Linked DNA regions of Homo sapiens: region 1 is linked to region 2. A link is a loop called in an ENCODE intact Hi-C map of the cell type or tissue named here. Cell type or tissue: B cell. All regions are shown on one strand. Links, peaks and the distances in the headings refer to the core of each region. The heading gives the core; the rest is flanking DNA. Region 1 overlaps ASB4 (ankyrin repeat and SOCS box containing 4). Region 2 overlaps PDK4-AS1 (PDK4 antisense RNA 1).

Region 1 (15,936 bases), core at 4,788-12,787, 82 kb before region 2:
AGTTGCAAAAGCTTAAGTATGCTTAGAAAATGAGGGCAAAGAGTCCATGGGAATGGAGATGTTGGGTAAATAATAGAGATAAATTACTTGTGGAGCAATGTTCTACTGCTGGGTGTATGATCAATTGCAAAGAGGAAGGTGTTGGTCTTAAATTGGAGGAGAGACCCTACTTCCCCTAAAAGGATAGAGAGAAGGTAAAGATGCTGAATTAGTCAGCATTTCTGTTTGTTTTACCAAAACCCACAGAAACTCAATTCAGCAATGGTAGAAATAACTAGTTTTCACCAATATCTTGTTCTCTTCCACTCCAGGCTCATGGAAGACCACGCTTTCTAGTCCACTTGAAGTTCAGCAGGCATATGACTCTTCTAGCTAATGACATATGAACAAAAGAAATAAGAGTGGCTTCCAGGCTTAGACAATGAAAAGTCCATGAGGAATTTTTAAAGTCTTCTTCTCCCCATGATATTGTGATAGTGGGGCAAGCCTCAGGTAGAGATGGCGAAGCCATAAGACCAAGGCAGCTTGGAGCCCTGAGAAATCAAATGGAGGGCCTTGATTCTGAATTGCCCCTTGGAACTGCAGTGCACTATGTGACAGTGAGAAATAACCTTCTGTTGCTCTAAGCCACTGAAATATGAGTGTCTTTACAACAGCATAATTAAGTTTATTCTGACTAAATCCTAACCTAAGGAAAAAAATTAGACTATATTGGCACTCAAGAAAGAGTTGAATGACCTAGATACCTAGATAAGGGTAAGATAGAGATTAAACTGGGTAACTGGAACCACTAACTCAAACTGAGTCCAACAAGATGATGTACAAATCTTTAACAGGGATTCCACTGCAGGAACGACCAATGAGATTTTTTATCATTGCCACACAATTTGACCCAGAAGGTTTAGAATTGTAAGTGCAAGTGTGTTGGATGGGCCATCCACAAAGGTTTTGCAGGGTGACTTCAGGACAGAGATAAAAGGAAGACTTGAGCCAGACACCTGTGCCTTCAGGGAAAATGGGAGAGTCACTGGGAGTTAGTAAGATTATAGATAAGAAGAAATAAAGAGTAATTTCACGGGATGACATAAATCTTAAAGAATGAGGTGCACAGGTGAGGAATTAATGGTTCTTGTTGCTCTAGAAGAAGGTAGTTCTCAACCCCAGACTCTAGAGAATGTGAGTGTTAGATAAATGAGAACTGAAAGGAAATGGTACTTCATTTAAGATTTCATTTGAGACAAGACTATGGAAGACACAAGAGAATATATTTGCCATAGAATGTAGACTGAAAGGGCAAAATTGAAACTAGAAAAAAGCAACCAACTGAAAATATGCTTTGGCGACAGTTCATGACATACTCGACACTGTACAAAATTGCATCCTTGACAAAGAAGCAGACTTGAGAAATAATTCCAGAACATGCAGAAAATGAAAAGCCCTGAATAGAATAAAAGGGATCTAACCTTTGAATAATAGATGTTTCTAAATAATTCGTGCTGTGAGAAGTAAGCGAGACAATATATGTAAAACTCTTAGTGAGTGCTCAAAAAAGAGCAGACACAATTAATATTTTCATAAAAGAATGCATGACAAATGTGCTGTTCTTTATCTGCACAGAAGCCTATACCAGCCCAGCAGTGTTTTGTACTGAGGCAGGTGCAGGTCAAGGTGATGAGAGCAAGTGTAAACCAACATGGATCAAACATCTCAGATAAAATAAACAACTAATGAGGATTCTGGACTTCTACCTGAAGTTATAGTAAATGGAACCGAATTCCTTCTCAAATCCTTACGAATAAACCATGATAATATTTTCTCCATGGTCTTTCTGACCTGTCTTAATACCTTTTCTAAGAAAAGTGTAATTTTTTAAGGTGATGTTAAAAAGGCAGCCATTAGTGATTTACTATGTTTTAAGTCATGCATTTGAGGACTGGAGTTAAAAATTTTGAGAGGGGATTTTTTTTTTCATTGACTTTAACTCACTTGATAATTGGTGGGTGGTGAATATTTTAAGCAAAAATGGTTTTATAGTTTTTAATACATAAAGAGATGTTTTCTTTTTGAATATGAACAATGTTTCAAAACAGAGTAGAATAAAAAAAATCTTCATCTAAAAAACATGCCTTGTTTGGAGATGAAATGGGTAGGTTCAGTTTGGTAAAATTAACAAAAACATCTAAGCCCAGAAAAACCTTTAATAAAATATTAAATTTCAGTGCTGGGGCATTATATTCAATGATATGCTATATCCCTGAGTCAAGGAATAATTTGAATTCTGAATTTTGAAAGTGTCCCCCCAACAGGGGCACATGTGCCTCTGACACGGTGGTGGGTACTGCACTGCAGAATCTTTAAGGAAGTTACGGACAAAGGGAGCAGAAACAAAATATACCATTAACAGCTGTTCAGCTGATCTCTCCAACTCTTCCAGCCAACTAAGAGACTGAACAAAGTGAAAACAATTAACACTCTGTCTACAAACTCAGGTTTATTGGAAAGTATACAAACAAGCTCAACTGGTGGAAGAATAAAAAAATAATGCTCTGTTGTTTCAGATCTCATAGAAGGCTTGGCTAAAAATGTGCCCATCAAAAGTAAATAAGTTGAGAGGGTATTCTGGAACCATAGTGACTGAATACAGAGTATTGCCCATTCTTTTCCAATCCCTACTTCTACACCTTTATCTTAGAAGCTTATTATTTAGCTTTTCATTTGCTTTTAATTTATCTGAAATTAAACACACACTCCCACTCCCCACCCCCCATCCCCATCCACACACACTAGAGATGAAATCTGTGCTTTTACAACATTGTTAGTCTTTGGTTCCAATACCTTTATTAATAGTCCATTCTTTATCCACTGCCACACCTGTCATTACAGATGCTTTCTGTAGGTAGGTCTGTTTCTAGGCTTTACGTTCTATTTCATTGGTCCAGTTTTCTCTTTATGCATCAACACCACATTATTTTAATTAGTTTGCTTTGATATTTGGTGGGGTAAGTACCCCTTATTCACTGTCTTTTCTTTCCATCTTATTCTTTTTTAATTTTAAGAAAATTTCTTTCTCATTCTTTTTACTTCACTTTTCCAAAATTGATTTATTTTTGCTCTTTACTCTGCAAATTTTGTGGGGAAAAATGTTTGAATTGCATTGAATTTATAGATTAATTCTGAAAGAATTGCCATCTTTACAATAATGAGTCTTTCTATTTATGAACATAGTAAAACTTTCCATTTATTGAGTCTTTTGCCTTCAATAAAAATTTTATCATTTCCTTCATAGTAGATCTTTATATATTCTGATTATGTTTTCAATACATAAAGAAATGTTTCCTTTTTGAATATGACCTTTATTATGAAAAATAAATAAGAAAAGCCCAACCCAATGAAAAATGGGCAGAAGCTATGAAGAGACAATTCTTACAAGTGAGATTCTGTGGCCTGTAAACATATGAGAATACACTTTACTGGTAATCAGGAGAATGCAAATTAAATCAAAATACCATTTAATTGGCAAACACTAAGAAGTTTGAGAGTATCAAATGTTGGAAATGATTTTGAACCTTTAAACTCTACTGATGGACATATACATTGATATATACACTGATGAATATAATTTAATATGGTTGAAAATGTTCATACATTACTTCCCAGTAATTCTATTTCTTCCTCTCAAGTAACTACTGCACAGTTTGAAAGATATTTACTATTGGGAAAAAGCTAAAACAACTTTACCATCCTTCATAAAGGAATAGCTAAACTGTGGTTTATACAAGGTAATTCTGTTCAGCAGTTGAAATTAAAAAAAAAAAAACAGTTCTCTATTCAAAGACATGTTGTGATGGATAAAAACAGGTTGCAAAAGTGAGATACAATGTACGTAGTTTTTTAAAACACAAAATAATAGTATATTTTTTAAATGGATACACATATAAATAGTAAAAAGAACAAAAATTTACCAAGCAATGATAAGCATCAATTTTAGAACAGTAGTTACCTCTGTGGAGGAAAAAATTATGGGAGAAAGAAGAAAGAAAAGGGCTAGGGTTTTCTGTAAAACTCGTAGGACAGAAGAAAACTAAAGCAAATATGGTAATAATTAAATTCAGTCAAATATGGGTATGGTGTACAGGTGTCAATATTTTCTGGAATTTTCTCTATGTTTGACTATTTCATAATTCATTAAAGTCTTAGATTTGGTGCTGATGTAATAATAGATATTTAGATGCAGTAACACAACAGAGTTCTCTCTTTTATATATAAACACAAAATAATTTTGAGTTTTTAAATAACTATAGCATTTTAAATAACTACAGCTGCATTTCTAGAAATGCAGCTATGGTATAAATCAAGGAGAGGCTGAACTTTGATTTATTAGAACTTTACCAATAATTTTTTTTATTTTGGAATACCATTCATGATGGCAATGATGCTCGTGGTGTTTGAATTACAATATAAAACACCTCTATCAGTTCGAATATGTAGCTGTTCAAATTCTACACATGGGCTTAAGCAAATAATATTTCATTATATCATTTAGGATAATCTTTCCTAAATATTAACATATTGAATTTCACACTACATCACTGTAGTTTATTTATATTATTTGTAACCATCATAAATTTGCCTCTACATGTTAGGCAGGGCATTGTATTTATTTTTAAAAGATTATGTGTAGATGATACTCTCTATGGCTTACACTGCAGCATAGGAAGTGTCTGGAAGGGTTGGGAAGCACTTATCTGTGTTGGTCCTCCCGTTTAGTACCAGTCTCTTTCCACACAAAGGCTTTTCAAGAAATCAAGACCATCAGGACAGGAAGGGGTCTCCATCTTCTCTGCTGAAATTCTTATCTTATCTGTCCTGTTCATCCCATTCTCAGTGCACACAAACCAGTGTTTCTTTTGCCCACAGATGAAATCTGAAAATTCCCTCTTCTTTATCATGCAGAGAAAATTTAATTTTTTATCTCTCTCATTTACTATAATTCTAGACTAGTTCTGGAGACCCTCTTGCATAAATTAAAAGGTTCATGAAGGAACTTCTCCCATTAAAAGTCACTTTACCCCAGAAACAATGTACTCTGCCCACTTAGAATGAAAACTGCTACAAATTTTATAGGGTATAGTTTATAGAAATGTAAAGAAAACTTTTTAGAGAAACAGACTGTATGTCTGCATGGAAGGACTCCATACTGTAAGAATGTCAATTCTTCCTAAATTGATATGTACACCAAAATAAAATCCAGACGAATCAAATTTTAAACATTTTTTTAACATTTATAAAAACTAGATTATAATTAATCAAGATTGTTATGCAACTTCTGAAAGGAGTAGGACATTCTGGTACAAAGGAAAAGGCAAGGGAAAACTTGACAATCGAAAGTCAACATCACTGTGTTTAGGAAAAATCAAACTGGTTACAACGTTTATAGCAATTATGATAGCATAAGCTTATATCTTGATGAAGAGCTCATAAAAGTGCAAACAAAGCCGAACGATTTCACCTAATAAAGAGACAATGAACTAAATTTGGACAATTAACTAAAAAAGAAATACCATTAGTTAATAATTACAGAGAAAGTGTCTAAACTCTAATAATCAAATGAATTCGGATTTTAAAAAATAAGAATTTTTGCAAGAATTTCTCTTTAAGTGTGTAATATACTGCTTAGTGAGGTAATTAGTCTTATGCATCACAGAGAGAGATAAAAATATAACTTTTGGTAGTTATTAATAAAGACTCTTAACATAGTTCAAATGTTTCAGCTTAATAATTCTATTTTGGGGGAATTTATTCCAAGGAAATAATCCTAAAATTTACATACAAAATTATTAATTGTAGCATTAATTTTAAGATCAAAATTTTGGAAAAAATCAGCACAGTAGGGTAAACTTACTCTAAGGAGTATGTAGTTATTTTAAATTATGTTTAAAATGACTATATAATTACATGGAAATGCTTATAAGAGTAATATAAAAGCATTGTTGGTCAGTAAAAATATTAACGTGTCTAACTTCATTGGTAATTAGGGAAACCATTCAAATGCAATGAGATATCACTCTGCAACCAAGAAATTGGCTAAAATTAAATAGACGGAAAATACCAATGTTGATAAGGATGTAATACAATGAGAAACCCTCACCCATGGCTTATCGGAGTGTAAGCTGGTACAACTGCTTATTTGACAGTACTTAATGAAGTTGAAGATATGCATACCCAGTGACCCAGCAATTCCACTCATAGATGTAGAGCCCAGAGAAATCCCTGCACGTGAGCACCAGAGTACAAGAATGTGCAAGAATGCCCATGGCATCAGTGCTTGGGATAGCCTGACACGGGCAATGCCCATCTACAGTTGAATGGATAAATTGTGGATTACTCGTGCTAAAAGACAGACATAATAAAATGAACAAATGAGAACTAAACAGCACAAGACAGATTATTTTCACCAATACAATATTGAGTGAAAGAAGCAAGTCAAAAGAATTTGTGTTTATGATTCCATTTATTCAAAGTTCAAAAATTGGAAAATGGAAGGATTTTCTGGGGCTAAGAGTGTCTAATTTCTTGACCAAGGATGTGATTAGAAGGTGATGGCTTTACAATAATTAAAAAAAACTGTACATATATATTTTATATACTATGTAACGTATGTTATGTGTTATGGGTCGAATTGTGCGCCACCCCCCAAAACACACACACACAAAGATACGTTCAAGTTCCAACCTCCAATACCTCAGCACGTGAATTTATTTGGAAATAAGGTTGCTGCAGATGTAATTACTTAAGTTATGTTAAAATCATACTAGAGTAAGGTTGTTCCCTATTGCAGTATGACTGGTGTTCTTATAAGATGACCATGTGGAGACACAAATGAGACAGCCAAGTATAATCGGGTCCCCAGAGACCCTCTAACCAGCCTGTGCACTGGGAGAATGGGATGGAGCTATGGAAGTTCCTGCCGTTTGCAGTGGGGAGCAGCCTGGCCTCTCCTTTTCCTGGGTGGTAACCTGGGATCCAGTCTGTAAGATGGGGGCCTGTTAACAGGAACCCCTCTTACTTTGCTGAGAGTCTTTTTCCTTTTTGCCAAATAAATTCTGTAACCACTCACCCTTCAAAGTGTCTGCGTGCCTAAATTAACCTGGTCATGTGACAAGAACCCAGATTTTCCTGCAACACAGAGACACAGAGAAAATGCCATGTGAAGGTGAAGGCAGAGACTAGAGTGATAGGTCTACAAGCCAAGAACTTCCAGCCATCACCAGAAGGTAGGAGAGAGGTCTGAGGCAGATTCTCCTCCAAAGTCTCTGGAAGAAACCAACCCTAGACACTTTAATTTTGGACTTCCAGTCTCCAGAGGTGTGGGAGAATAAATTTCAGTTGTTTTAAGCTACCCAGTGTGTGGTATTTTGTTAGGGCAGCTCTTGGAAACTAATACATTGTATTTTCACATTAAAAATATATTTCAAAGTTCCCAGGAGTTGATGTTTCTGGTCTCTAATTTATTGAATAAATCACAAAATCTAAAATAAAAAAGTAGCCAAATAATTGTACTTTATATATTTCCTGGAAAAGTTACACTGGCGACACAATTCAAGTATAAAAATAAGGAACTCCTATTCAGAAAAGGAAACCATGTAGCATATCTAGTTGCACCAACAGGTCAAAGATCAATCGTAAATGTCCAAGTACATTAAAAAAGGATGTGGTTTGTTCCAAGTTGGCCTGTAAGAATTTCATCCTGACCCTTTGATTCTCTTCCTTACTGGAAATTCTCCAGCATCTGAAGTGACCCTGCACATGGCTTCTGGGAAGACATTCTCATTCGTTCCATTTCACTCCAGAGCAAAGACGAGCTGACCTGAAATAAGACCTGACCCAGAACTTCTCTAGGGCAGAATACTGATAAACACAGATGGCTTCATGAAAGACCATCTTTGGTTACAATTCTGCCTTCTACAAGTTAGGAATACAGTCTCAGAGTTTACAGAGCAATGTACTCTTGGGTACCTTCCTTGGGGACTGAGTTTGTATAGGATATTGAGCATGCTTGTAGGAGTTTTGGCTTTCTCAAATATGTTCCATATGATCAGGAGATGCCATAAATAAGGGCATAAAGGAACAATACATGGTAAACGGATTTTTTTTAAAGCTAACAAAATGCAATGTTATCTTTCTAGTACTTTCTGGTTTTCATATAGTAAAAGAGAGTAAACTACAGAAAAATTTTCCTTCAGAAAAGTAATATGAGGTGGAATAGAACAGTGATAAGGAATTTCGAAGCCAGTCTGTCTGTTTTCAAACCTTGGTTCAACAATGAGGAAGGGGTCCCCAGTGGGAGAGAGCCCCAGGTGGGGAAGAACAATGAACAGTTGTTCTGAGAAATGGGAAATCACAAGCAATGACTTCTTCCTGGCACAATGACCTTGTTCTGTGCGCACAATGACCTCCTTCAGCACAGCAGCTCCCCCCAGCACAACTCTATAAAACTTCGCTGCAGTTGCACCCTGCCTCTACACAGCCCCTTCTCTGCTGTGCTGCCGGTTGCAACTTTGCAACGCATTTTCATACATACTTTCTCTAATAAATCTGCCTTTCTTTACCTACAACTGTCTTGGTAAATTACTTTACCACCTGTGACACCGGCCCCAGCTAGTTGCACTCGTGACAACTAGCTGGTTGTACTTTTGGCCAATTATTAACCTCTCTGAGTACAAATTTCTTCATCCATAAAATTAGGATTAAAAACTGCACCCACTGCAAAGGATTACTTGGAAGGTTCAATGAGGCAATATATGAAAAGCATTTAGCCCAGAATGTTTCACATGGTTAAGTGCTTAATAAATACTAGTTACTAGCATAATAATAACAATAATAATAATAAGTCTGTACAGACTAATACTTGAAGTAGCTATAAAAAATTCCAGCAGCGCTGATATTAGAGTTGGCCCCCTAAGGGTCATTTGGTTCACCTCATTAAATTAGGCAGAGAAGGAAAATTTCAGCTTCTTGAGTTGACCACTCTCACATTTAACATTTCTAATTAGAAAAACAAAATTCACTTAAGTTTTCTAGTCTGTTAAATAAATGGGTTGGATTAAGTAATTCTAAGGAGCTTTCCAAGTACAAAAAATTCCTATTTCTAACATCCTTTGTCAACCATAAATAAAACATTTTGCAGTCTCTGAATCATTTTCTCTCTTTCAATGAATATTTCTACTATACCAGCTTCTGCCCCTTTTGATGAAAAATATAACCTTTAGGCTAGTTTGGTGACTAAAGTCGTGTGTGTGTGTGCATGTGTATGTGTGTGTGTGCATGCACAGGCATATGTGGTGGTGGTGGTGCTGCGTTCCAAGAAAGCCTCACAGACTTGGGCAGCCCTAATACTGCAATTTCAGTCAAAGGGATGGGAAGTTTCCATACCACTAAAGTTTACTTGCATCAAACTTTTAGGTTTATCTGCTATGAAAGAGAAGAAAAGTATTATTTTGTGGAATATTCTAAACAGTTGATTTTTAAAGAGTCAAGTGTTGTGACATAACATTTGTTTTTAATGATATTAGCAAATATCATTGTTATGTTGATTAAGAAGATTTAGTTGTAGAAATCTCTTGGTATTTCCAAATCCACCTGGGAGTAAGAAGTGAAATTCAGCAACGCTCCAGCATTCTGGCACAAATCCTTCCTTCTCCTCCCCTGGGTACCTTTGCTGGTTGTCCAGGAGATGGCACTGTTGCTTCAAGGGAATGGCTTCCACGAGGCCCAGGAAGAGAGCCTGGGGGCAAAGGGGTTGAGGGTTGGGGATAATATACGGCAGTCAGAAGTTAAAAGAGAAGCAGTGAGAAAAGTCTTGTTTAATGAACCTTAGGAATAATGACAAAACATGTTTAAATAATTGTCTTCCTCAATTTCCCTTTATAGGGGCGAATGTGAACATGAAGACCAACAACCAAGATGAGGAGACGCCCTTGCACACGGCTGCCCACTTCGGCCTTTCGGAGCTGGTGGCCTTCTACGTGGAACACGGGGCCATAGTGGACAGCGTGAATGCCCACATGGAGACCCCCCTGGCCATCGCCGCCTACTGGGCCCTCCGCTTTAAGGAGCAGGAGTACAGCACGGAGCACCACCTGGTCTGCCGCATGCTGCTTGACTACAAAGCCGAAGTCAATGCCCGAGATGACGACTTTAAATCTCCCCTCCACAAGGCAGCCTGGAACTGTGACCACGTGCTCATGCACATGATGCTGGAAGCTGGCGCCGAAGCCAATCTCATGGATATCAACGGCTGTGCTGCCATCCAGTACGTGCTGAAGGTCACCTCCGTGCGCCCTGCTGCCCAGCCTGAGATCTGCTACCAGCTCCTGTTGAACCATGGGGCTGCCCGAATATACCCTCCACAGTTCCATAAGGTGAGGCTCTGCCCAGTGGTCAGCAGGTTGAGGAAGATTCAAATGGCAGCCTTGTCTGAAATCTCCAAGTAACTCAAGCTTGCTTGAGGCTTGAGTCCTGGGCTAACTACCTCTGATCCTCTTTGACCTTCCATTACATACCTAATCCTAGCTGTCTCCTCATCTCATCCTAGTCTAGGTTTGCTTGAAATTGGGTGTGAGAGCTAGAATGAGAAAAAGAGTAGCAAATAATTTGTTTTGCCTTGTGTGAACACCAGTGCACTGGTGGCTTCCTGAGGGACTGAGGTAAGTCTGCCAGAAAGGTGAATAGTGTTAGACAGGCATACATTTGCCATCTTTTAAACAGAATGACTGATCTAAAGATGACTCAGCCTGCTTTGAAATTAGCTTGTAGCCATGAAAGGGCCACCCGATTTTCCAGTTTAATGAAAGCTAACGTTTATTAAGTACTAAAATTATATTTATTATGTATAATAAATAAGCACACTGTTATAAGCATTTTGTATGTCTTCATTTAATTCTTACAACAATCATACGAGGTATATATTATTATTGTCCCTATTTGACAGAGGAGGAAACTGAGGCACAGTTAAGTAGCTTACCTGAGCTCCCACAGTGCCAGTGCCAGGATTCAACCTTAGATACTTTGGTTCCAGCATCTACTCTTATGATATCACACTGCACGGTTTTTCTTAACAACATTCATAATCTCAAACAGGCTGGTAGGGACCAGTTGCTACCAGTATTGATATGACTAAGACATGGGACGTATCCTCAAGAAGCTTAGAATCTAGCAGATGAGACAAGCAAATAAAGGGGTAATTTTAATATGCTGTGGTAAATGACAAGGTAGAAGAATAATGAGTGCTACAGAAATATGGAAGAGAGTGAATTTTGCATAGTTTTATAGCTAGTAATTAATTTGGAGGCCAAAATGCATTTTACCTGAAAATAAATCAAATAATACTATACTTAGGTTTCCCCCTTGCTCTAAAAATTTAATTAACAACAAGAAGAGTTTGAAGTATACAACAACTGACTAATTAGGCCACAGAAAGCAAAGTAACAGATGTTTTTCTGAATTCACAGCTTAAGTTCTACGTCTTACCTGGGTAAAATGTCAGGGACTTGTCTGAAGTCCTGCAGTGTGAGGCTTAGTTAGAAGAAAAGTTCTACTAGAGAATTTAAGGGTAGTGCCTTCAGTCAGGGCAGATTCCAGATGGACAAACCAGAGAACTTTCAAATGAAGATTTGATGGGTTCAGCAATCCTGTGATCTCAATAGGAATTTTCTCTTGGTTATCAGGATGCTAATGGAAGATTAACTAATTCTTTTTTAAAAAATTATATGTAAAGCCCAGAATGTCATGAATTTTCCAAAAGTTTTTTAGGGAACTACAAATGATTAAGATGAGGAATAGAATAAGAATAATGTTACAGTAACTGTCCTGTGTTGAGCTCTAAATAGGTTTTATACAGACTATTTCATTTTATTTTTATAATGGACTCTGAGGTGGGCACTGGCATTACTCACATTTAAAAGGTGACTAAGCTAAAGCTAATAGTGTTAATATATTTTCATAAAGTCACACAGAGTAAGTGTCAAGTTCACTCATTTGTTTATTTAACAAATATTTACTTAACACCTCCGAAGTGTCAGGTACTGTTCTATTTGCTGGAGGTAGAGCAATGAACCAAAGGCCTTCATGAAAGATACTTTCTAGTGGGAGACAGGAAACAAACAAAACAACAACCAAATAAATATACTCTGATATGTTAGGTGCTATGGAGAAAAAGCAGGGCAAAAAAAAAAAAAAAGAGAATGCCAGATTATGTGTGCTACTTTAAGTTGATTAGAAAAAATAAGGATGTGGGGGGCTGGGTGCAGTGGCTCACCCCTGTAATCCTAGCACTTTGGGAGGCTGAGGCGGGCGGATTGCTTGAGTTCAGGAGTTCAAGGACAGACAGCCTGGGCAACACGGTGAAACCCTGTCTCTAATAAAATACAAAAAATTAGCTGGGTGTTGTGGCGTGCGCCTGTAGTCCCAGCTACTTGGGAGGCTGAGGCAGGAGAATGGCTTGAACCCGGGAGGCAGAGGTTGCAGTGAGCCGAGATTGTGCCACTGCACTTCACCCTGGGTGACAGAGCGAGACTCTGTCTCCAAAAGAAAAAATAAGGATGTGGAGGAACAAGCCATGCAAATACCTGATGGGGAGGTGGGGAGAGCATTCCAGGCCTAAGGAAAAGCAGGTGCAAGGGTCCTGAGGTAGGAGAGGGCTAAGCATGTTTGAGGGAGAGCAAGGAAGCCTCAGTGGCTGAAGTGGAGTGAGCAAGGGGAAGATAAATCCAAGAGGTATATATGTGGGTTGTTTGCAGACCATATATGTCGCCTTGTAAGCTGTGGGAATGTTCTTGGTGTTATACTCTGCATGGGAGAGGAAGTCACTGAAAGATTTTGAGTTGAGAAAAATAAAAGTCTGATTTATATTCTAAAATGGTCCTTTTGACTGCCTTTCAGAGAATAACTCTGAGTGGGGGGCTGGCAAATTTGCAATAATTTAGATGAGAGATGAGGGTAACTTAGATTCACAGTGGAATAGTGAAGGTGGTGAGAATCATGGACTTTGGGGTCAAACTTGGATTCTGTCACTTACTTAAGAGTGTGATTAAATAAACTGCTGAAAGTTTCTGGGCCTCAGTTTCTTCCCCTGTTGAATGAGTATACCCTGAATTTATGCCTTGGCAATGCGATGCAGACTCAGTCCTTCCCCAGAAGGAAGTTATTCCTACTCATAGCACATCACAAATATGCTCAAAGCTCAGAGGATGGTGCCAAACATTTCTTTCCTCTTTCTCTTGGACTTCTTTCAGTCACAGCAGAGTCTCTTTCCCAGTTCCTCCCTTCAGTCCTATCCTACATCTATACACATCTCTCTCTTTGTTTACTTCCATCTTTTTTTCTTACCTACATCTTGCTAAGGGCTGGTCATTCTTCATGACGTTAGCTCTAGAAGACAAAAACATCTACCTCTGTAATACAGCTCACTTCACAAAGCATAATTTTCTGCATATTGTCGTTCAAAGACTACTTTCCCTCCAGCGAAAAGGATGGACAGGGACACAGGGCATGAAGGTGCCAGAGAAACATACTCTATCACTTTATCCATGAATAGTAATAGCCTTCTTGTAAGGCTGTTTTGATAATTAAATGAGATAGCATTTGAGAAGTGGTTAGCACGGTGCCATGGGCATGGTAACCATTAAACAAATGATGGCTATGACTATTACTATTCTTAAACATGTGTTGAGCAGGAGAATTGGTGCTCCTGGGCCTGCTTTACTATAGCAGTCTTCCCATCCAGGAGAGACAGTATGTGTGTGAGTCCCTGCCCAGAGACTAAATGTTGACTTGTATTCTGAAACTTGCTGTGGAATCTAGTAGTGGCATTCAACCCTAGTGTTCACTTTTCTCCTCCTCTCAACATGTGCTCTTGGTCCAGCATAAGCATCTCCCCTGCTGGCTTTTCTTGGTAGCTCCACCAGCCTGTAAAGTAGGCATACAATTTTGTGTTCCAACCAACTTTGTCCATGGTTAGCATTTTCTTATTCAGTTGTTTTGCTCCTTTGAGTTCCTTTAGTTTGGCTGTATGCTAAAGACATTTAGGATAGAGTTGGCTACTGGTAGATGGCTGGTATTACAAACATTTTTGTTGCTACTCAACAGACTGTGTAGGAGAGCTGGCCCCCCTCCAAAGGAAAAGTAAAGAAAAACTATTCAATTTACTATGCAGATGCTTCAAAGTGATTTAGAACAACTACTCCACAGCCCGACTTTCCAAAGAGAAAGTCATCTTTACGACAAGTAAGTGACTGACTCATTTATCCAGAAGATAAAGTGATTCGTTCTTGTGTGGATGGGGAATTCAGTTTCCTTATTTACAAGGAACAAGGTCAGAGCTGAAGATGTTTTCTTCCAAATACAAAGCCAATTTGTAGAGGGTGTATTTCACTGAAAGCCAATGTGTAAATTACATAAGCGGGGGAAAAAAGAATTATAGGGTCTGCAATTGCTTTCCAGGGTACAAAAGGACATTTGATTTTTTTTTCTCCCAGCGTAATTCAGAAGAAAGTGACACCCCAGGGAGCCAAGATTGGGTTTTCTTGTAGGGCAAGAAAGACATTTTTCTAGAGGAGGAAAAGGTAACACGAGGGTCTGGGAGAGGTAAGGATGATTTCTGCCATTGAACAATGCTGTATATGAAGGTAGGCAGTTCTCTTTGATCATTAAGTACCTTTCTGAACACATATATATCAATATAAAAGAGTGGAAGTAGCTTGAGAATGTTTCTGCTGAAGTGGCTTACAGATGATGTTTGGATGAGAAGAGAGGCAGGAAGACTTACCTTGAATCTCTTTTTTAAGAGATTGTGTATTAATCCATGCTTTTGGGGGTTGGATGGTGAGATGAGGTGTCTAAATCTCTCTTCAGTAGTCACCACAGTAGAAATAACTTTTTTGTCTAATTGTTCCTCCATGAAGGGAGAATAAGAGATGCCAGAGACTCATCAAGGTGAGCTTACTGAACATCTTCTGTTTTCTGGGCTGGCAAGGTCAAAAGGAGGCTGTGGTTTCTCCCTTTGGGGTCCACATCAGTCTGCTGTCTCATGTTTCCTTTGTCTTATGTTTTCATGAGGAAAATGCTGCTAAAATAAAACTCCCACTAATCTCTGTCCCTAACCTTCTCACTTCACTTAACAGATTGATGAGTTGGGAGGAGGAATTGACTTAGCTTGCTCAACCTTGGGTCTAGAGGATCCTTGAATTCTTTGTTCATTTATGTGGCAGGCTTCCAGTAATAAACTCTGTCTGCCAGGGAGAGGCCTGCAATTTTAGGGTATAAATTCAGTTTGGGGGTAGAATGTTAGAAGCTGTGTATGGCCCCCTAACTAAACATATGTAATCTATTTTATCAGTAGTAAAGATGATATTCTGATCTCTGATTGTCATCTTCATTTCATTTTTTAATAGGTCCTACACTAAAAAGGGAAAATTACTTATTGGGCTTCTAACACTCTTCGTGCTGTGACACCAAGGGTCTTAAAGATGAGGACAGGGCAGCCCTAGCTACAACTTTTCGTTTATCCTTTATTTATCCCCCACAATCTGTTCCTTACCTGTTTCAGTCCACCCAACTCCCAGTGACTTGACCTTCTAATTCAATCTGCTGGTATTTAATCTGTCTTCATCTCTTGATCTTCATGACCCCCTTGATAATCTCACTTTGAATGCTTTCTTCATTTGGTATCTTTCACTCTGACATGTCTGGTGTTTTTTTGACTTTGGAGTCATGCAGACTTGAGTTTAAATCCTGACTCTACCATTTCCTAGCTAAAAGACCCAGAGGTTAAATTTTCTCAGCCTTTGGTCTTAAATCTCTGAAATGGGGATGAATATAGGACCAACCTCATAGGATTGTTCAACGGCTGAGCAAGTTAAAGTATATGAAGATTTAACA
Region 2 (15,936 bases), core at 2,991-10,990:
AGATTCTGTCCCCAGTTTCTTTATACAAGGCTCCCCTCTCCTATCAGCCTACAGCTATATCTTACCTTTTTTCTGTGCACAATATTCCTTCTGGGGCAGCTCTTTGTTTCATTCTTGGCCTCCTTTTACTTATCAAGGCCAAAATCTTTTCCCTACATCATAGCAAATGGGTTCATTCTTCTTTTTGCACTTGCGGCTCCAGTCTTATCTGGAAAGAAAAGGAAGCAAATCCTGAAGCTAGCACATCTTGACTTTTTGTGGAAAGAGAAGAATTTTGCATCAGTTTCAAATATAGGTTAAGCATTCTTTTTCCCCCTGCAAGGAATTTCTCAATTGTGTTTGACGTTTGCTTTTATAAAATAGTAAGGAAAGGTGAATAAAGGAAATGAAAAAATAACCGAAGAAGGAAAACAAATGTGTACTATGCCTATAAAAGCATGCTCAAACTAATGAGTGAATGGGAAAATAAAAAGTAAAAAGATAATAAGCCACGATTGTTCTAACAGTAGACTGGCAAATAAAGAAAAGATTGCTAATATCTCCTTGGCAAGGCCTGGGGAAATGAACACTCTCCTATATTATTTGTGGGGGTGAAATTGGCAAATTTTTGTTGGAAGGCAATTGGCAGAATCTATAGAAATTTTAAAGATAGCTACCCCATGTCTCAGCCATTTCACTTCTGGCAACTTATCCTACACTTTTACTGACAGAGAGAATAAAGATAGATGTACAAGATTGTTCATTGTAGCATTACCTGTAAAAACAAAAATTGAAAAGTAACTTGTTTAGCCAATAATCCATAGTGTAAATAAATGATACACCCATGCACTACACTATGCAGCTGATATAATGAATGACATAGATTTTTGTAGCAGCTTTGAGGTCTGCCCTGAGATTTCTTTTAAGGAAGTGCTTGCCGTTAGTTGCAAGGAATGAAATTAGCTAACAGCCTTCAGCTACAGAAACTTTGGGATCCAGACAGCATTTGAGCTGACGCCACGCCCTTCTCAGGCAGCCCCCACAGTGAAGGAGGAGGATCTAGAAGGGCCTGGCCATTTTTCCTCAATGTAGGATCCCTCTGATGGGAATTCTTTGTCTGGAGACCCGAGCTGAGACTTTGTCAGATTGGCATCTCTGTCCCTGCTCAATGCTGCTTTCCATGCTCCCTTTTCTATCACAGACATCATAGCCTGAAATCTTTCCACACCCAATACTGCTTCCTATACCCCTTAGCCTTTCCTGATCTCATTGAGGTTACCATTTTACTTTCCTTCGTTCTTCTTATGTCTTTTCTTCCCCTCTTATCCAGCATGGACTCCATGAACCAACATTATAATTAGGCTCTTGGGAAAACCCTTAATTCTCTCTCTCTCTGTTACATTCACTTGGCAAATCTAATTAAAACTACTCTAGTTAAACCCACTAAGCCTTAGTTAAAACCATTCTAAATATATGGCCTGATGCGGTGGCTCATGCCTGTAATCCCAGCACTTTGGGAGGCCGAGAAAGGTGTATCACGAGGTCAAGAGTTCAAGACCAGCATGGCCAAGATGGTGAAACTCCGTCTCTACTAAAAATACACAAATTAGCTGGGCGTGGTGGCACCCGCCTATAATCCCAGCTACTCGGGAGGCTGAGGCAGAGAATTGCTTAAACCCAGGGGGCAGAGGTTGCAGTGAGCCAAGATCACACCGCTGCACTCCAGCCTGGGTGACAGAGCGAGACTCTGTCTAAAAAAAAAAAAAAAAATTCTACATATAGAGAGTGGTTACAAATTTCAATCCATAAGTGTCAAGTGTACATGTGTTGATATTTTCTTTTCTTTTGATTTCCTGTAAGTCAGTATAATGTCTATTAAAGGCCTTTTGGTTAATGTGGGATTTTACTGTTCTTTTCCCCTGGAGTGGCATCTATTTTCCCAGGAGTGTATATAGGCCCAAGTTATCAGGGAAAGTAGACAAGTAGCCATGCTAGCTTCCATCGAGATGATTCCTATCAAATCTAGTCCTAGATTATTGGTTCGTGCAGATTGCCACTCCATCAGGTCTCATTCCCATCCAAAAGACCCATTTGCGCCTGGCTCTCTTTGTGGCCTCTGGTTATTCTTGGATCCAAGGACAGCATTCCATTTTTCTGTACCTGAAATATACTGAACCATAGTCTCATACCCCATCTACCTTAGTGCCCCCTCTGTTGGGACTGTAATACATTGGACTACAGGAAACTCTACAAGGCTGTCACAGGCCTGTCTGCCTAAATCCTTCATGAGGCCATTTCTATTCCTGCTATTTTCTAAGGTCTTGGCATAGGGAATGAGTCTCAAAAGTGTAGTCCTTGAGGGGATTTGTAGCATAGTGAAACTACAATAAATCACATCAGGTTTCTCACTATTGCCTCTTGAACTAGAAGAGACTCTCTTGTTATAGGGGTGCAGAAGAGAATAAAAACTGGAGGAGACTTGACAGTAGCCCAGATGAGCCCCAAAAGGGGGTTAGTGGGTGCATCACAGAAACCATATACAGGTTTTGTGGATCTGAGAAAAAGGAAAACCTACATCTCAATTCCTCAGTAAAGCAGATTTCTCAAAACTTGTATAAGTATTTTTGGCTCCTTCTGTGAGTCATGGTCCAGTTGCCCAAATTGGGGAGAGGATCTTGAGATTATTAGAAATATTGGTGGAAAACACACGTGGTTAATATTTTAAATATTATATGCACAAACATATATACAAATCTATGCATAAGGAAAATGTATCAGATTATCCATAGTGGTTAATTTTGGGCAATGGAATTACCAGTATTTATATTTGCATTTGAAATGAGTTTTCAAATGATAAGCCATGAAATATGTGTTACTTCTTAATTGTAAAGAAAATAAATGTTATTCCAAAAGTTGAAATGAAAATAGATGTAGCAAGAGAACAGACAGAGGAAGTTGCCAAATATCTGTCCAAAATAGGCTTTTCACTGACTTGGAAGGCAAAATTGGGACCAGGAAATGGGTCAGCAGCCCTCCTGCCTTCTATTTCTTTTTTTATTTTTTTTAATGATACTTTAAGTTCTAGGGTACATGTGCACAATGTGCAGGTTTGTTACATATGTATACATGTGCCATGTTGGTGTGCCGCACCCATTAACTCGTCATTTACATTAGGTATTTCTCCTAATGCTATCCCTTCCCCCTCCTCCCAACCCACGACAAGCCCTGGTGTGTGATGTTCTCCACCCTGTGTCCAAGTGTTCTCATTGTTCACTTCCCAACTATGAGCAAGAACATGCGGTGTTTGGTTTTCTGTCCTTGCAATAGTTTGCTCAGAATGATGGTTTCCGGCTTCATCCATGTCCCTACAAAGGAAATGAACTCATCCTTTTTTATGGCTGCATAGTATTCCATGGTGTATATGTGCCACATTTTCTTAATCCAGTCTATCATTGATGGACATTTGGGTTGGTTCCAAGTCTTTGCTACTGTGAATAGTGCCTCAATAAACATGTGTGCATGTGTCTTTATAGTAGCATGATTCATAATCCTTTGGGTATATACCCAGTAATGGGATGGCTGGGTCAAGTGGTATTTCTAGTTCTAGATCCTTGAGGAATTGCTGAGAAGTGACAGTATGCTGGCAGCCCTCACTTGCTCTCAGTGCTTCCTCGGCCTGGGCGCCCACTCTGGCCGTGCTTGAGAAGCCCTTCAGCCTGCTGCTGCACTATGGGAGCCCCTCTCTGGGCTGGCCGAGGTCGGAGCCAGCTCCCTCTGCTTGCAGGGAGGTGTGGAGGGAGAGGCACAGGCGGGAACCGGGGCTGCACGCAACTCTCATGGGCCAGCATGAGTTCTGAGTGGACGTGGGCACGGTGGGCCCCGCACTCGGAGCAGCCGGCTCGTGCTGCCAGCCCCGGGCAGTGAGGGGCTTAGCACCTAGGCCAGCAGCTGCAGAAGGTGCGCTGGGTCCCCTGACAAGCGCCACCCCCTGCTCCACAGCACCCGGTCCCATCGACCGCCCAAGGACTGAGGAGTGTGGGCACATGGCGTGGGACTGGCAGGCAGCTCTGACTGCAGCCCCCATGTGGGATCCACTAGGTGAAGCCAGCTGGGCTCCTGAGTCTAGTGGGGACTTGGAGAACCTTTATGTCTAGCTAAGGGATTGTAGATACACCAATCAGCACTCTGTGTATAGCTCAAGGTTTGTGAATGCACCAATCAGCACTCTGTATCTGGCTAATCTGGTGGGGATTTGGAGAACCCTTATGTCTAGATAACGGATTGTAAATACACCAATCAGCACCCTGTGTCTAGCTCAAGGTTTGTAAATGCACCAATCAGTGTTCTGTGTCTAGCTAATCTAGTGGGGACTTGGAGAACTTCTGTGTCTAGCTCAGAGATTGTAAATGCACCAATCAGCACCCTGTCAAAACGGACCAATCAGCTCTCTGTAAAATGGATCAATCAGCAGGATGTGGGTGGAGCCAGATAAGGGAATAAAAGCAGGCTGCCTGAGCTGGCAGTGGCAACCTGTTCGTGGAAGCTTTGTTCTTTTGCTCTTTGCAATAAATCTTGCTGCTGCTCACTCTTTGGGTCCGCACTGCCTTTATGAGCTGTAATACTCACCGCGAAGGTCTGCAGGTTCACTCCTGAGGCCAGCGAGACCACGAACCCAGAGAGAGGAATGAACAACTCCAGACAGGAGGAACGAACAACTCCAGAAGCGCCGCCTTAAGAGCTGTAACACTCACCGCGAAGGTCTGCAGCTTCACTCCTGAAGCCAGCGAGACCACGAACCCACCAGAAGGAAGAAACTCCAAACATGTCCGAACATCAGAAGGAACAAACTCCAGACACATCACCTTTATGAACTGTAACACTCACCGCAAGGGTCTGCGGCTTCGTTCTTTAAGTCAGTGAGACAAAGAACCCACCAATTCCAGACACATCGCCATACTGTTTTCCACAATGGTTAAACTAGTTTACACTCCCACCAAAAGTGTAAAAGTGTTCCTATTTCTCCACATCCTCTCCAGCACCTGTCATTTCCTTACTTCTTAATGATTGCCATTCTAACTGGTGTGAGATGGTATCTCATTGTGGTTTTGATTTGCATTTCTCTGATGGCCAGTGATGGTGAGCATTTTTTCATGTGTCTGTTGGCTGCATAAATGTCTCCTTTTGAGAAGTGTCTGTTCATATCCTTTGCCCACTTTTTGATGGGGTTGTTTGATTTTTTTCTTGTAAATTTGTTTAAGTTCTTTGTAGATTCTGCATATTAGCCCTTTGTCAGATGGGTAGATTGCAAAAATTTCCCCCTATTCTGTAGGTTATCTGTTCACTCTGATGGTAGAGAAGACCTTAAATGACCTGATGGAGCTGAAAACCATGGCGAGAACTTCCTGCCTTCGATTTCTCACAAGCTCGGGCATACCACGAGGCTTGGAGACTCAAAACCTGAAGAGCCTGCAATCAGATTTCTCCCTTACTATTCCTGCTCATTGTCTTCTGTGGACTAATACTGAACATGAAACTTTGCTTACAGTTTTGTGGCCTGTTCCTTTCCTCTGATTGCTGATCATTGCATGAATTTCCTGAGATTATCACTGAATAGGACCTTTCTTTTTCCTGTATCCTCTACTACACACACTGAGTTCAAATAGAATTATTTTACTTGGAAAACTCCAGGTTTTGCTAAGTTCCAGCCTTGGTTTGTGTAGCACTGGTTGGCTGCCTTAGACTAATTTTTTGGGGGTGTCAGATAGTAAAAGGAGCACAATCAAGCACCAGGTCATCTGAAAGACAAATTTTAGACGTCACTTTCTTTTGTGATTTTGTTGCTTAACCCAGTGCAGGGGCAGTCAAAGCTGTATCACCATTGCATTCACTGTCTAGGTAAAAATGGGAAAATTCAGTCAGTTATACTAATATTCCTTACTACTTGCAATTTATGTTCACTGGCCTATTGGTATGAGCAATGCATTGTACATTACATATTTGGCAGTAAAAGGACAGATACCCAGATGTCATACTAAAATTTCTGCATTTGTTTGAAAATACTAGTTTAAGCAATTACATGTTATGCAAGTGGTTAGTCCTTCCCTCTCCAGCTTGGCTGCCACCAGTAATAATGGATCATAACATCTTCTCCTGTGTGATCTGATGCGGCCTTGGGATTCGTCCCAACGCAGGACTCCAGAGATCAGTGGATCAGTGAATTATGTTTGGGAGATGCAACCCCTGTTGTTACTGGGCTGGGGGCCCAAGCAGCTGCTGGTGGGGTGTTCTGCCCTGCAGCAGCACCCTACCTCCACCCTCCCCTTTACATTTAGAAGAACTGTCCTTTAGTGAGACTGTCAATGGAAAACATGAAAATCATTCATTTAATCCAACATTTTCAATCGCAGAGGAAAAACAAGCAGAAGAGTTAAGTCACCAGAGTCATACAGCTGGTAGGAAAAATGGGTTCTCTAAATCTCAGTTTAAACAGAAATCCTTGTCACACTCTTCTGGGGATTGAGAAGCGTAAGATTTTTTTTTTTTTTTTTAATTGCCTTTCTGAAACTTTAGAAGAATACCTATTTGCCCTGTTGGCCAAAACCAGGCAACTGTGTGAAACAGTTGAATGCTAAAACAAACTAAACAGATGCTGGAAACTCAACCGTTTGTTTCTTGAACAAAATTGATTTTACCTGATGTCCTCTTGAGCTCAGTTAGACTTTGCCAGAGAGAAAACGAGACTGTCTGCAACTTTAACAATAATCACACAGACACATACTTCTTTCCCCCTTTAGTTTCCCATTTTGAAAATAACTCGAGGGCCTGACAAATGCTGAGTTTGGGCAACATGGCTGTGTTCTTGATTGAGGAAAGCAGGCCTGCCTGACCGTGTTTCAACAGTCAGTGCAGAATCTCAAAAGGAAGTACAAATAGGAAGGGTTAAGGGTCCTCTTTTTTTGTTCTTTATTCCACCCGTTGCACACTAGGGTTCTCTCACTTCTTCTTTCAAATAGGCTTCTCAAAATGCACTGTGTATTGGAGCAAAGGGAGTGAGGGATTGTTTATTTTTATTTTTAAATAAGAAATGAAACCTATAAATTAATGCCCTAGGGAAAAAAGAAAGTTACTTTCTGCTATGCACAATTTTTACCAACATTGTGTTGGAAGGAAGAAGCAGCTGGCCTGCGGAAGCTAAGCAGATGCTGGGGCTCTCTCGAGCAGGCTAAGTTGGTGAAAGGTCAGTCCCACACCCACAGCCTGGGCGGGACTGCCTGGCTGCAGAGTCAACAAGGGGAAGTTTAGTAGGTGAAGGGTCACTGCTGCCGAGCAGCAATAACTTTCCATGCCTCAGCTCCCAGGCATCTAGTTTCTGTTCATGGAAATAGAGCTCACTAGGGGAAAGGTCGGGGAGACCAAGGCGTCTCTATCATAGCCCTGATCTGACACTGTGTTCTTGCATGAGGCTCAGCTACTCACTGTGTTCTTGCGTGAGTCTCCTGGCTGTTAGGAATTCTGCTGCTCAAGTGGAAAAAACAGATTGCAAAGTACTTCATAGATCACCCTGTACTGAGTATGGCAAACTGATCAACAGCCTACTTACTGCTACATTTATATTATTTAAAATAACTGCCAGGTGAGATTCTTTTCAAAAGTGTATTTCAATAAAGAAACCTGTAGGTTTTCTTATCAATTGCTCTAGAGCAATGATTCCTAATCTTCAGGTAGTTTAATTTGCAACATTGCTGTGAAATCTTTAAAACATGGTGTTTGAAATGACTCCAGGTCAGCAGAGAACTTCTCCATGTTCTAGACAAGTGCTTTTTAGATTGTGGGTTGTAACTAATTAGTGGATCATGAAATCAGTTTAATGAGTCACGAACAGCATTAAAATGAAATAGAATCAAGGGAAAAAAGCATCTTTGTGGTAAGGGCAGTTTTTTTTTTTTTTTTTTTTTTGGTGTCAAATTTTTGTTTCAGGTCTATCTGAATGATGATGTAAGAAGACCACTGTTCTAGATTTTAAGAACAAAAGCTTTGCTGCCTTGAACCCCCAAATAATTGCTCAAATTCAAACTGGTTGTTAGCTTTTTTAAAAGCTCAGCTGATTCCGCAGGATGTTGTGGCTGTGAACTGGGAAGCCTGCCATGCTATTATTTTGAAAAGTGCTGTGCAAACAGTGTTCCTCTCAGATGGTTTCCAGAGTTAGTTCCTTACAAGCATTTCCTCTTGAAACATCGGGAATCTAAATAAAGGTAAATAAATTCCATTTACCAACCCCCAAAGGTAAATTAATTCAAGCAAGAAAGACTTTGGTTGCTCACAAGGCTGGATGAAAACGTGTTTGGTGTAAACTTCATTCAAAGAAAACTGAGCTAGCTAAGAAGGAGCTGTGATAGCCTCTCTTAACTTTGGGATTATGGGGTGGTAAACAGGCTGTCATGAAAATGTCTAGAATCAGCTAGATGGTAGGATTTGTGCTCTGAGAGGATGGGGCATTCCCACTGGAGCAGCTGAGCAACAGCATAGAGGACCATTAAGTTATTATAAGAGAAAGAACCCAGAAATTGTATGGAGAGGACAGTAATGGTGCATGGCTTTAATTTTTGGATGGCCTATTTTTCCCTGTCCTTTCTTCTTCTTTCTTATTTTTCTTTTGATTTTCTTTTAAGTGAGTGCTTCTGAGTTATGCTAATCCTTCCTTGGCTGCTAACGGATATGGTATTTCAGGATGCAATTGGAAAATCTATACCCTACATCAATTTGAAAGGAGATAGGAGGCCATAGAAATATTAGACATATTTAGGACGTCTCTGAATGACTGAGATTTCTACATTTTATCTCAATATTTTGACACAGCCTTTAAGGAAACTCATATTTTTCTTTTGCCTCTACATTGAGGAAGAATAATTAATATAATGTACTCTATCTTTCAGAGAAAGGTGTCTAATGGTCTAGTCTACCAACTTCACTATGCTGATTTATGAAAGAATTGCTGAAACCCAGTGAATAATAGCATTTGCCCTTCTTTCTCAAAAAAGCAGCATTTGCTTTCTTCTGGCAAGGAATAATTAAGCTAATTTCTCCATGAACCTTGGAAAAAGTGGCAACGAATAATGGATTTGTCCCTCAAAGAACATTTCAAGCAAACATCTTATCAGCTACAAATTCATTTGAGGCAGTTCCAGGTCAGCCACAGGCAATTTTTCTCATTAAAATACTGTTTAAACTGTTGTATCCAGATGACACAGGAGACATATCAGACAAACAACACCTGCAAGAAGAATTGGTGAAGTATTGACTTTTCATCAATCAAAAAGTTTACTAAGCAGATGAAAATAATTTGCCTTCACAGTGACATTTTCCTGACGTCTTGCTAGTACTTAAAGGCATTGTTTTTTCTTTAACACCCAAACTTTAATTACCAGAAAAGGTTAGCATCAAAACAAAGGACATGTTGGTAATTTAGAGGCCATATCAGAAAAATAAATTCATTTTGGTTTGAATGAATTTTTTGTCTTGTCTCCTTCTCCCCCTTTGGCCACATCCCCCTCCCCCACATGACCACGCTTTCCTGTGTTCATGGTCATTCTGTTAACAATGTATAGATTTGGAGATTTCTTTCTAGTTTTATAAGTTTTTCTAAGTTTTATACGTCTTATCACTAAGTGCAACTATTCAGTTTAAAAAAAGAAGGAGTATTTTGTAGCAGAGAAGTATGAGTTGAGGACGTAGGAATCCTGTTTTACATTTCTTTTGCTATTTACTCACTGAAAGCCCTTGGGGGAAAATTATTTCATCTCCCTACATCTCAGCTTCCATACTGACAAAAATTTTATTGTTCTAGATGACCTCTAGGGTGCATTCCACTTTTCAAATCTCCTTGGTTGCTCATTATTGATTTTAAAATTCTCACAGAATGAGTCTGAATAATTGTTGCATTTCCCTTATTGAGGAAGTATCTTTGATTAGAGTTCATTTAGCATAAACTCCTTCTCCAAGTGGGACATCCTTACAGCATCCCAAACCAACAACCCTCTCATTGCTGCTGGGATACTTCAGTTGGCACAGTGCTCCCTGACTAGTAAGGAACTTTATTTCCTCCTGGTGCAGAAAGAATTGTTATTATTTCTTTATGCTAAAACATTGACTTCACTCTGCCTGTCTCATTTTTTTCTAGTTCTGCTCTCTGGAAGAACTTGAATTTAACCCCTTGTAGTTTCTTCATCTAACATTCAGTAATTTTGGCTATCTCATAGCCAAACTTCTAGCTTCCAAGTTGTGCCTTGATTTCCTTTTGGGAACACCCCTGTTGTGTTTTGTCTTGGAAGAGGAAGTGTTTACCTCCCATAAAAGACACTGGGATCTCTCTTTTCTTCATTCCCTCCTATAGCCAGGGCCAGACACCCGACCTGATCCAACTCCTTGATCAGATTTGAATTTTAAGTGAGTGCTGCAACTGCAAGAACCTGAGGGCAGGTCTGGTCATTCATCACTAGTGACATTGGAGGAAGGTAGTGGTGGGGACCATACGGCTCCTGTTTGTGGCCCTGCTGGGCTTCTGCCTGCCCTGTCTCAGAGTTCCCTTCATCTTTGCTAAGCCTTATCCACCCGCCACTTGTGGATTTTGTGAATAAATTTCCCATTTGAATAAGATAGCTCTAGTTAGGTACAACCACAGCTTTAAAAAATAGGCCTAGAAGCTGGCAATTAAGATGCTTGAATTACATTCCATGAAATTTCTCCCACATATTTGGAGGCCAGTACCATTATGCCTGTGTATTCTTTTCTCCAAACTTTTCACCCACTTCCTTTAATATCATCCCCAGACCTTCCAGCATCTTGTAGATTTACAATGGTACTTAGCTACATTCTCTTTCTTCTCTGTTTTTGACATGATTCTCTTAATAGTGTAGACTAGAGTTGAACTGGCTTTTGATGCAGCAACATTATACTTTTGGTTGAGTTTATTGTCAACTAAAACTCCAATGCCTGGTTCTCCCTGTCCCTCAAAAAACATATACACTTAAGTAATTGATTTTTCAAGGCCAATAAAAGTTTTTTATATCTCATTAATCTTGCCTGTCCAGATATTAATGAATTCAAATTCATATTGACCAACTTTGTTTTCAAAACTAGTTTGCGTTATCTGAAAATTTGACAATTCCGTTTTTGCCATTTGAACAAGTTGTTTTTAAGGATAGAACAAACCATAGAAAACTGTTTCTGGAAGAAAATGTAATAGAATACCAGTTTTGTAAAATGCTGCTGAAAAAATAATACCATGCTCAAATACATGTGAAAAATGCTGCATACTAAATCAGCCTTTTTGAGACTTAAAATATACATTGATGATTAAAAACAAGTAGAATTGAGTTGGAAACTTCCCTCCAGATTGACATTCATAAACTAATTTAGAATTTCCCAAACTGTGTTCTACTAGGCACTCCTTGATGAAATAAGTAAGAAAGCTTGTCAAGAGCCATCACTCTTGCTCATGGGACAAGAGAAGGCACTGACCTGTGCCCACCAGCACCCCATCACTGAGCCAACACCACCTTCAGGAAGACAGTCTCCAGCAGGGCTTCCCCCAATTCCCCTAGCTGCTTTGCCTCTGCTACTCCGGTAAGCACCTGCAGGGAGGCAGGCACCCCAGCACCCACTAGCATTCTGCAACAGCTGTTGCACCTTGGCTCCCCCAGTACAGTGGATTCCAAACCTCAAGGAGTCAAAGAACAGATGGGGCCCAATACAAATTCCCCAGAATTACAACATGCCGTCCAGGAGTTGAGAGCTGAGTGTTGACCTTCTAAAATCTCCCAGAAACAAAGCCAGGTGGCTGAATCCACCTTATATTATAGTCAAACCCTCAAGGTCATCAAATCATCAAATAGGATAAAAGAAAAAAAAATCCAAAGGTCAGCAACATCCAAGATTGAAGACAGATAAGCTCACAAAGATGAGAAAGAGTCAGCACAGGAAAACTGAAAACTCGAAAAACCAGAGTGCCCTCTTTCCTACGAACAGCCACATCACCTCTCCAGCAAAGGTTCTGAACTGAGCTGAGATGGCCAAAATGACAGAAATAGAATTCAGAATATGGATAAGAATGAAGATCATTGAGCTACAGGAGTATGTTGAAACCCAATGCAAGGAAGTGAAAAATCATGATAAAACAATGCCAGAGCTGACAGACAATAATGGACAGTATAGAAAAGACTGTAACTGGCCTGATAGAGTCAAAAAATATAATACAAGAATTTCATAATGCAATCACAACTATTAATAGCAGAATATAACAAGTGGATGAATGAATCAGAGCTTAAAGAATGGCTTTCTGAAATAAGACAATCAGACAAGAATAGAGAAAAAAGAAAAAAAGGAAAGAACAAAAGCTCTTAGAAATAGACTCACTAAAGAGACTGAGTAAAGAGACCAAATCTAAAACTCACTTGTGTCCCTGAAGGAGATGGGGAGAATAGAACCAACTTGGAGACATATTTCAGGCTATTATCCATGAGAAATTCCCCAGCCTAGATTGAGAGGCCAACATTCAAATTCAGGAAATTCAGAGAACTCCAGTAAGATACTTCACAACAAAATGATCCACAAGACACATAATCATCAAATTCTTCAAGATTGAAGTGAAAGAAAAAATATTAAAGGCAGCAAGAGAGAAAGGTTAGTTACCTACAAAGGGAAGCCCATCAGACTAACAGTGGGCCTCTCAGCTGAAACCCTACAAGTCTGAAGAAATCAGAGGCCAACGTTCAACATTGTTAAGGAAAACAAATTCCATCCCAGAATTTCATATCCAGCCAAACTAAGCTTCATAAGCAAAGGAGAAATAAGATCATCTGTAGACAAGCAAATGCTGAGCAAATTTGGTACCACCAGACCTGCCCTGCAAAAGTTCCTGAAGGAAGCACCAACTATGGAAAGGAAAGACTATTACCAGCCACTATAAAAACACACTGAAGTACACAGGCCAGTGACACTATAAAGCATCCACACATACAAGTTTGCAAAATAACCCGCTAACACTATGATGACAGGATCAAATCCACAGATATCAATACTAACCTTGAATGTAAATGGACTAAATGCCCCCAAGTGAAAGACAGAGTGTGGCAAGCTGGATAAAGAACCAAGACCCATTGGTATGCTGTCTTCAAGACACCCATCTCATATGCAGTGACATATATAGGCTCAAAATAAAGAGATGAAGAAAAATCTACCAAGAAAATGGAAAACAAAAGAAAGCAGGGGTTGCAATCCCAGTTTCTGACAAAACAGACTTTAAACCAACAAACATCCAAAAAGACAAAAAAGGGCATTACATAATGGTAAATGGTTCAATTCAACAAGAAGATCTAACTATCCTAAATATATATGCACCCAACAGGAGCACCCAGATTAATAAAGCAAGGGTTTAGAGACCTTCAAAGAGCATTGTACCCCCACACAAAAATAGTGGGAGAATATAACACCTCACTGAAAATATTAAAGAGATTATCAAAACAGAAAATTAACAAAGATATTCAGTACCTGAACTAAGCATTGGATCAAATGGATCTAATAGATATCTACAGAACTCTCCATCCCAAAACAACATAATATACATTCTTCTCATTGCCACATGGCATATACTCTAAAGTTGATCACATAATCAGAAGTAAAACACTCCTCAGCAAATGCAAAAGAACTGAAATCATAACAATCTCTCAGACCACAGTGCAATCAAATTAGAAATCGAGACTAAGAAATTCACTCAAAACCATATAATTACATGGAAATTGAATAACCTACTCCTGAGTGACTTTTAGGTAAATAATGAAATTAAGGAAGAAATCAAGAAGTTCTTTGAAACTAATGAGAACAAATATACAACATACTAGAATCTCTGGGACACAGATAAGGCAGTGTTAAGAGGAAAATTTGTAGCACTAAATGCCCACATCAAAAAGTTAGAATGATCTCAAGTTAACAACCTAACATCACAACTAAAAGAACTAGAGAACCAAGAGCAAACAAATCCCAAAGCTATCAGAAGACAAGAAATAACCAAAATTAGAGCTTAACTGAAAGAGATAGAAACACAAAAAATCCTTCAACAATTAACAAATCCAGGATCTAGTTTTTGAAAAAAAAATAGAATAAACTGCTAGCTAGACTAATAAAGAAGAAAAGAGAGAAGATTCAAATGAAAACAATCAGAAATGATGAGAGGGATATTATCACTGACCTCACAGAAATACAAACAACCACCAGAGACTATTATGAACACTTCTATGCACATAAACTAGAAAATCTAGAAGTGGATAAATTCCTGGACCCATTCACCCTCCCAAAACTGAACCAGGAAGAAATTGGTCCCCGAACAGACTAATAGTGAGCTCTGAAATTGAGTCAGTAATAAATAGCCTACCAACCAAAACAAAAAACAACAACAAAAAAACAAAACCTGGGACCAGACAGATTCACAGCTGAATTCTATCAGATGTACAAAAAAAGAGCTGATACCATTCCTACTGAAACTATTCCAAAAAATTGAGGACAAGGAATTCCTCCCTAACTTGTTCTATGAGGCCAGCATCATCCTGATATCAAAATCTGAGAAAGATACACCAAAAAAAGAAAACTTCAGACCAATATTTTTGATGAACATCAATGCAAAAATTCTCAACAAAATACCGGCAAACCAAATCCAGCAACATCTGAAAGCCTATCCACCACAATCAAGTAGGCTTTATCCCTGAGATGCAACGTTGGTTAGACATACGCAAAACAATAAATGTGATTCATCACATAAGCAGAATCAAAGACAAAAACCACATGGGGCCGGGCATGGAGGCTCACGCCTGTAATCTCAGCACTTTGGGAGTCAAGGCAAATGGATCACCTGAGGTCAGGAGTTCACGACCAGCCCGGCCAACATGGTGAAACCCCATCTCTACTAAAAACACAAAAATGAGCTAGGTGTGATGGCTTACACCTGTAGTCCCAGCTATTCAGGAGGCTGAGGCAGGAGAATCGCTTGAACCTGGGAGGCAGAGGTTGTGGTGAGCCGAGATTGTGCCACTGCACTCCAGTCTGGGCAACCAGAGTGAAACTCCATCTAAAACAAACAAACAAACAAACAAACAAACACCACACAGTTATCTCAATAGATGCAGAAAAGACTTTCTATGAAATTCAATATCCATTTAGGTTAAAAGCTCTCAATAAAGTAGGTATTGAAGGAACACAGCTCAAAATAAAAAGAACTGTCTATGACAAACCCACAGCCAACATCATACTGAATGGGCAAAAGCTGGAAACATTCCCCTTGAAAATGAGCACAAGACAAGGATACCCTTTCTAACCACTCATATTCAATATAGTATTGGAAGTCCTGGCCTGGGCAATCAGGCAAGAAAAATAAATAAAGGGCATCCAAACAGGAAGAGAGGAAGTCAAACTATCCCTGTTTGCAGATGACATGATCTTATATTTACAAAACCCCATAGTCTTAGCCCAAAAGCTTCTTAAGCTGATAAACAACTTTAGCAAAGCCTCAGGATACAAAAATCAATGTGCAAAAATCACTAGCATTCCTATACACCAACAGCAGTCAAGCCAAGAGTCAAATCAGGAACAGAAGCCCATTCACAACTGCCACAAAAAGAATAAGCCTAGGAATACAGCTAACTAGGGAGGAAAAAGATTTCTACTGGGAGAACTACAAAACACGGCTCCAGAAAATCAGAGATGACACAAACAAATGAAAAAACATTCCATGATCGTGGATAGGAAGAATCAATATTGCAAAAATGACCATACTGACTAGAGTGATTTATAGATTAAATACTATTCCAACTAAACTACAGTTGAGATTCTTTGCAGATCCAGAAAAACTATTTTAAAATTAATATGGAACCAAAAAGAGCCCAAATAGCCAAAGCAATCCTAAGCAAAAAG

Evidence for each region. A loop is a pair of places that touch in the nucleus more often than their neighbours do. Peaks named below come from ENCODE experiments on the same cell type or tissue, not always from the same donor. Only the 100,000 strongest peaks of a DNase experiment are listed, where the experiment ranks them.
Region 1: it touches region 2 in a loop (7-fold over the local background); 3 of 110 quality-filtered maps call a loop at or near these places.

Annotation. Positions count from the first base shown.
Region 1 is chr7:95,517,883-95,533,818 of GRCh38, forward strand. ASB4 (ankyrin repeat and SOCS box containing 4) reads left to right here. Exons shown (of 5, transcript NM_016116.3): 3 at 9,931-10,421. Among named protein-coding and RNA genes, the nearest start is that of ASB4, 40 kb to the left of the region's middle. RefSeq lists an enhancer at 9,625-10,126. In B cell, for the core only: CTCF peaks have their summits at 9,732 (motif pointing right) and 9,932; a DNase peak (open chromatin) is centred at 9,749.
Region 2 is chr7:95,601,632-95,617,567 of GRCh38, forward strand. It overlaps PDK4-AS1 (PDK4 antisense RNA 1), which reads left to right. Exons shown (of 3, transcript XR_001745287.3): 2 at 5,309-8,231; 3 at 8,913-9,486. Among named protein-coding and RNA genes, the nearest start is that of PDK4-AS1, 13 kb to the left of the region's middle. RefSeq lists enhancers at 5,679-9,515, 6,771-7,970. In B cell, for the core only: no CTCF peak of the experiment used is centred there; a DNase peak (open chromatin) is centred at 7,130; H3K4me3 peaks cover 1,957 bases; H3K27ac peaks cover 2,143 bases.